2 separate regions of the Homo sapiens genome follow, and region 2 is linked to region 1. Evidence: chromatin contacts called from ENCODE Hi-C or POLR2A ChIA-PET data. All regions are on one chromosome and are shown on one strand. The core of a region is the stretch at or near the end of the contact, and the rest is flanking DNA. Distances in the headings are between cores, read along the strand shown. Region 1 overlaps LOC105374925 (a long non-coding RNA gene). Region 2 has its middle 130 kb from the start of NEDD9.

What was found. Hi-C counts contacts between places; a loop is a spot of excess contacts on that map. ChIA-PET counts read pairs that join two places held with the same protein, here RNA polymerase II (POLR2A). Pooled maps may share reads with other maps.
Region 2: a map of endothelial cell of umbilical vein shows a loop between it and region 1 (6-fold over the local background). The contact joins two enhancer-like sites. A Hi-C loop is called at or near these places in 16 of 168 maps with a recorded cell type or tissue (CD14-positive monocyte, GM12878, PC-9 and 10 more), 18 of 37 single-sample maps with no recorded cell type and 26 of 50 pooled maps. POLR2A ChIA-PET finds 5 or more read pairs at or near these places in 15 of 52 experiments (Caco-2, GM12878, HEK293 and 10 more).

The regions. Positions count from the first base shown.
Region 1 is chr6:11,316,393-11,319,974 of GRCh38, forward strand. All of the region lies in intron 4 of LOC105374925 (a long non-coding RNA gene), which reads left to right. It also overlaps a transcript of NEDD9 not described here. Among named protein-coding and RNA genes, the nearest start is that of NEDD9, 86 kb to the left of the region's middle. RefSeq lists an enhancer at 1,851-2,070. Within about 2 kb of position 2,044, at least 22 of the 41 ENCODE cell types and tissues checked have a DNase peak (open chromatin) inside an H3K27ac peak, as active enhancers do; they include CD14-positive monocyte, ascending aorta, endothelial cell of umbilical vein and 2 more, where a contact is called at or near this core.
Region 2 is chr6:11,364,150-11,367,731 of GRCh38, forward strand. It overlaps a transcript of NEDD9 not described here. Among named protein-coding and RNA genes, the nearest start is that of NEDD9, 130 kb to the left of the region's middle. RefSeq lists a silencer at 967-1,261. Within about 2 kb of position 1,660, at least 18 of the 41 ENCODE cell types and tissues checked have a DNase peak (open chromatin) inside an H3K27ac peak, as active enhancers do; they include CD14-positive monocyte, ascending aorta, endothelial cell of umbilical vein and 2 more, where a contact is called at or near this core.

The DNA.
Region 1 (3,582 bases), core at 794-3,293:
CTCCCACGTCTGATCGTCTCATGGGTAATGGGGTCTTGGCATTTCTAGCTTGTAGGATCTCCCAGCTCCCTTCATTCTGTCCTGTGTCTCCATCTCAGTTGCCTCTGTCTTAGCTCACAGTCTCTCTCCTGGACTGTTGCAATTGTCTTCATATTGTATCCTAAAGGCAATGGGGTAGGCTTGGAAATGCTTTCAGTGGGAATTAACTCGATCACATTTTCTTGCATAAGAATCACACTGAAAATAGTCACTAATTCATTGAAGGGGCAGTTGAAATGGAGGTGGAGAGAAATCCATTATAAAGCTATACTCCAGTTGAGAATTATAAGGAAGGTTCGGATTAAGCTGGAGACAGGGACAGTGAAGAGGAGAGGAAATGGATATTTAGCAAGGAGAACCGAAAGAGCATAGTAACTGATTTGAATTACAAGGTGGGAGACGGAGCCGTTGGTAATAAATGTCTCCTGGATAAAACCTCTGGAGACTGCATGGATGCTAGTATCATTCTGAGAAAGAAGAAATTAAGAATTAAGTCTACGGGGGAAATGGTGAATTTGAATGCGGCATGTTAAGTTCCAGTTTCATGTGGAGACTATCCAATGGGGAGAGAATCTGTAAGCAGTTATATATCCCAAGTCTGAGATTCAGAGAGAGAGAATGTTGAAGACAGAGATTTTATAGTCATGAGCCTAGAGCTGGCAGTTAAAGCAAGAGAGCTTATAACATCTGCCAGACAGAGCTTGTTAAATGAGATAGGGGGCCAGGCACGGTGACTCACACTTGTAATCCCAGCACTCTGAGAGGCCGAGGCGGGCAGATCACCTCAGGTCAGGAGTTTGAGACCAGCCTGGCCAACATGGTGAAACCCCGTCTCTACTAAAAATACAAAAATTAGCTGGGTATGGGGGTGCGGGCCTGTGATCCCAGCTACTCGGGAGGCTGAGGAAGGAGAATTGCTTGAAACTGGGAGGTGGAGGTAGCAGTGAGTACTCCAGCCTGGGCTATAGGGTGAGGCTCCGTCTCAAAAAAATAAATTAAAAAAAAAAAAGATAGATAGGAAGATGGTAGGATCCTGGGGACTATCACTCCTAGAGGGCCGCACAGAGAAGAGAGGCCTGAAGGAGAGATTCAGGATGGTGCGTTATTACACAAAGAACAGAGGAAAGAACTTGACAATTAGATTATGCAGATTCTTGAGATCAGTTTCAAGAAAATGATGGGGACAGGCGCCAACTGCCGCTGGGTTGACTTGTGAATGAGAGATGAGAAACTGCAGACAGTCTAGACTTCTCTTTCTAGAAACTTGGCTGTAAAGAAAAGATGATAAACGGGAAATGGGTGACAGCATGCGTGGCCAGTGCACCCGAGAACAGGAAGGCACACGTGATAGTTAATTCTATGCGTCCACCTGACTAGGCCACAGGATGTCCAGACATTTGGGCAAACATTATTCTGGGTGTTCTGAGGGTGTTTTGAAATGAGATTAACGTGTAAATCAGTAAATTGAGTAAAGCAGGTGGCCCTCCCGATGCAGGTGGGCCTTGTTCAATCAGTTGAAGGCCTGAATAGAACAAAAAGGTGGACCTTCCCCTGAGCAAGAGAGAAATCCTCCTGCTTGGTCGTCTTTGAACTAGAACATTGGCTTTTTCTCACCTTTGGACTTAAATGGAGATATCAGATCTTCCTGGGTCTCAAACCTGCTGGCCTTTGTGCTAGAGCTATGTGATCCGCTCTCCTGGGTTCCAGAGCCTCAGACGCAGACAGGAACCACACCATCAGCTCTCTTGGGTCCCCAGTTTGCCAACTCATTCTGCAGATCTTGGGACCTGCCTGCCTCCATGATCACATGAGCCAAGTTCTTACAAGAAATCACTTTCTAAATATATATGTGTATCTTATTGGTTCTGAGAACCCTGAGTAATGCAGCACAAAATGGAAAAGAAAAGAGAAAAATAGAAAAGAAGGAAGGAAGGAGGGGTGAGAGGAAGGTGTGGAGCGGGGGATGAGAAACACAGCCTCTGTGCTTTGCAAGTGTGGGGAGACGGCGGGTCACTGCATCATTGTCTGTGATCGCTGACGGCGTTGATGACTCACTCATGTTACATAATTAGAATTCACCTTCAGACTTTGCTGTCTTACCATTTCGTCTCATAGAAACAAGGCTTCCTAGCTTGGCTTGTTTTCTTGTTACTCAGGGGCTGTTGCTAGCATAAGGTCATACTTAGAAAGCTGAACCCTCAATAAGATTACTCAGAGACTTGGCAGCTTTTTCCCTGGCCATTTTGTCTTTAAGTTAAAAAAAAACAACAGAAAACAGCTCACTCTTCTAAAATGACATTACACATCACTTTGAAATATGTCCTGTAGGCCAGCCCTGAAATGTATGGTCTTTCTGGACATTCATTGGAGAGAAGCTCTGTTTTTAAAAATGTAAAAAAAAAAAATTGTTTTACTCTAAAAGAGCGTCTCTGATAACCCAGTTTTTAGGAAACTATTGGCTGAAAAGAAACAACAGGAGAGGTGAGAATTTGTCCAGTTTATACCTAATTCATTTCTGCCATTATCCCATTCTGGGATAACTTCAGAAACCACGAGGGCCATTTAACCAAGAGATTTATTGGGCCTTAGAGTTCATTATGTTTCTGCCTTGTTTTTATAATGCTTTTGTTATAATATTAAAGTGACAAAGATAAACAACTTTATTTGTGGTTGTGCAGATGCCATGTGGAATATCTGCTCGGCTTGAAAAGATTCCCCTGGCTCTTCTGCCCACTCAGAACAGCGGGACCCACATTTCAGCTTGGACAACATGACCAAGCTCTGCTGTTCACAGCTGCCTGGCCCAGGCTGGGTGCCTGGCCCCAAGTTCAGGGCCAACGCCCTTTTCTGGGAATGGGGAATCAAAGCAGAAAAGCATCCTGTGCACTCACACTCTCACACACCCACACACTCACATGCACACTCACATGCACACTAACATACACACAAGTCTCACACTCACACACACTCATGCACCCTCACATACAGTCACACATGCACACTCACACACTAACATGTACACACACACTGGTACACACTCACACTAACAAGCAAATAATCACACACTCATGCACACACACACTAACATGCACACTCACACTAACATGCGGACACACACTAACATGCGGACACACACACTAATATGCACTCACACTAACGCACACACTAACCATGCACACTCACACTCACACACACACACACTAACATGCACACTCACACATGCCACACACTAACATGCACACATACACAAACATGGACACTCACACAAACATGCACACACAAACATGCACACTCACACACTAACATGCACACACACACTAACATGCACACTAACATGCACACTCACGCACACTAACATGCACACTCACACACTGGTGCACACTTGCACTAACAAGCAAATACACTCACGCACTCATGCACACTCACACACTCATACACACTAACATGCACACATGCACACAAAGTCTGTCTCCAACTGTGAATTTGGTCACTATGAGCTTCCACCTTTACCTGTTGTGAGGATTGAATAGAAGAGAGGAAAAA
Region 2 (3,582 bases), core at 410-2,909, 47 kb after region 1:
AGGGTGTCTAAGTGACCAGCTCCAAATCAAAACTCTGGCACTAAGTATCTACTGAGCTTCCCTAGTAGACAACATTTCATACCTGTCATAACTCGTTGCTGGAGGAGTTAAGTATGTCCTGTGTGACTCCCCTAGGAGAGGACTCTTGGTAGCTCATGTCTGGTTTCTTCTGTTGCTTTCCCCTTTGCTGATTCTGATTTGTCTTTGAGGTAATAGAACTTAGCTGTGGGCATGTCTCTATGATGAATCCTGTGGGTCCTCCTAATGAGTCATTGAACCTGGGGGTGGCCTTGGGAATTCCCCCCAAAGGTGTGTGACATTATAATTATCTCCATTTTAAGGTGAGGAAGCTGATTCATGGAGAGGTTAAGTAACTATACCAAGGCCACACAGCAGGTACATGGCACAACTAGGATTTGAACCCAGGCAAGCTGACTCCACAGCTTTTGCTTGTAACCCTTAAGGAGGCTCCAAAGTTCCCTCATTAAGTGGTTGTGAATCAAAGCAGGTGTGTTCACTCAGTACATATTAAGTGCTCAATAAAACATAGTTACTCTACTGTATTAGGATGTAATCTCCCGTCCCTTCTACCTACTAACTAGAAATCTATCATGCATTTTTCGCCATCCCACTAACAAGCAGAAAGTCCCTGAGGCTGAAATATCTTTGAAGAAGAGGGAGAGAAATAGAATGGATGTCATGCTATTTTTTTAAACAATAATAACTATTATGGTACAGTTCCTTTATAAGCCAAATGGAGCCTCTGCATTTCCTCTCCTCTTTCCTTACCTGATCCCTGGCCTCTCTCACCCTGGCACCGGGGTAAGAGCGGTGAGGGTCAGTGTAGCAGGCTGGGCATTCAGAAAAACTGACTGGAGCAAGAGTTGGAGGTGGGTGGGCAGATTTAGGGGAGCTCTTCTCATGATGGCGACTATGTTTTCTGCCACTCACCCCCCAGATGGGAACACGCTGTCTGACAAACAGAGTACTTAATGTTCTGTTTGTTGAAATCATTTCTCAATCACCCTCACCCCTCCCTACCTTTCAAGTGTTCTAGTTAATGCAGAAACATCCCGTTTCTTTCCATTGAGGAAACCAAGTGACCCCAACATTCCATAGACCTATTCTTGTCCTACTTTCAAAAAAAAACAGCTCTTCCTGCTGACCGCCTGCCTATAATAAGTCATAGCTTAGTTAGTAGATCTGAATGTCCTAGTTAGAGATAAGTTGGCTGAAGCACAGTACATCTACGTGTAGAATTTGGAGGAAAGGACTGAAGAAAGATACCGTGATTTAAAAACCTCATCTTCACCCTACACTCCTTGAAATAAGTAGAGAAGCAAAGCTTCTTATGTATAGTAAGAAATATAGATTAAAAGGTGAATAGCAGAAGAGTGGTGGCTTGGAGTTACATTAATTGAAATCAACAAGACCAAATCCTTCCCTGCAAGCACATTTTGATGAGGTAAAACTGGAAGGAGTCCATGGATATTCAGTACTTAAAAAAAAGGCTTGATCATAACAAATGCCAAGAAAAAGAAGAAAGAAAATAAAATGGGGCCGGGCGCAGTGGCTCACGCCTGTAATCCCAGCACTTTGGGAGGCCGAGGTGGGCGGATCACTTTGAGCTCAGGAATTCAAGACTAGCCTGGCCAACATGGTGAAACCCTGTCTCTACTAAAAATACAAAAATTAGGTGGATGTGATGGCATGCATCTGTAGACCCAACTACTCGGGGGGCTGAGGCTGGAGAATCACTTGAGCCCAGGAGGCAGAGGTTGCCGTGAGCCGAGATTGTGCTACTGCACTCCAGCCTGAGTGACAGAGCAAGAGACACAGTCAAAAAAAGAAAGAGGCTGGGCGTGGTGGCTCACACCTGTAATCCCAGCACTTTGGGAGGCCAAGGTGGGCAGATCATGAGGTCAGGAGTTTGAGACCAGCCTGACCAACAAGGTGAAACCCAGTCTCTATTAAAACTACAAAAAGTAACCGGGTGTGGTGGCATGTGCCTGTAACCCCAGCTACTCAGCAGGCTGAAGCAGGAGAATCACTTGAACCTGGGAGGCAGAGGTTGCAGTGAGCCGAGATTGTGCGTGGGTGACAGAGTGAGAGTCTGAGAAAGAAGGAAGGAAGGAAGGAAGGAAGGAAAGAAAGAAAGAAAGAGAAAGAAAGAAAGGAGAAAGACAGAGAGAAAGAAAGAAAGAAATGAAGAAAGAAAGAAAGGGGGAGCAAGACAGAGAGAGAGAGAAATAAAAGAAGAAAGAAAAAAGAAAAAGAAAGGAAGAAAGAAAGAAAAAAGAAAGAAAGAGAGAAAGGAAAAGAAAGAAGAAAGAAAAGGGATTTAGGATGAAAAACTGGTAGTACCAAAGGGTCACTTCATACTTACAGTAGATTTTCTCATGGGATAGCCATTAGAGGTTGGCACTTTAAAAGCAATGTATGAGAGGTGGAAACCAAAACAGAAACTGCCTATCTTGAAGTAAGATGCATTTTAGTCTGATGAAAACCAGCGTCTTCACACCAACAACGTGTGCTGAAAGGATGCACAGCAAGGAGTTGCCTCGTCATTGAATGAGCTCTAAGCAAATGACTTAGGGGACCCAGGCTTCAGTCCTAGCTGTGTCATCTGATCAGTTGCCCAACTTCATGTGAGTTACGTCATCTTTCCCACCGTGATCTCCTCAGTTTCACTATCTGTAGAGTGGGAGATACAATAAACATGCCCCAGGACCACTGTGAAAGTGAAATAATATGAGTCAATGTGCTGTGTTAATTGTAAAATAATATCTAAATCTTGGCTGTTAATATTTTGATCCAATGTTGTTACCTAGCACCAAGATTGAAGAGATAAATCAAACATTAAAAAGAAAACCTAGATTAGTTTTTGCTGTACTGAACATTAAGAAAGGAGGGTTACCTCGAGAGGAGAACCGTATAAAGCTCAATTAAAATGGAAAGGGCACTGCAGTGGACTCTATGATTGGTCAAAATATTAGGCTTTCTTCATTAATCCTTCCTCCTTGGTTTGTCTGGTTAAAATCACACACAGTGGTCTGAAAGTGCAGTGGGCATCAATTAAGATTTAGGTCAGAGCCTCTGAGGTAGCCAGTGATTTAGTTTCTGGGATTAAGGAAGACAAAAGCTTACCGATGGCTGGATGAGAATAACATTCCTTTCTATTGTGATCATCCTACATCAAGGAAATGTTTGAAATTTAGGGAGTCTGTTAAAGTTATTATATGGCCGAGCTTTTGAAAAACACAGCAGCACAAATGTGTTTTATCAGTCTTTACTGTTGGTAAGAATCCTGGAGAAAGGAAATTTGATCAGTCTCCCAATGCAGTTTACTCCAAAATGGATCACTAGTCTAGAGGACCAACTGCATCTATCAGAGTCAGATCTATCTGCCAAGACTCCCCACTTCCCTCACCATCATTCACACATCCTGTGCTTTCTTTGCAAATGATACAGACTGTCATTAGGTTTAGAGTAAGCTGCAATTAGCAAGTCTCTCAACTTCTCTTACAAGGAACTTATTTTTAGTGGAAAGTTTTGTAATGGTTCCTGTCTAATGTTTAACTC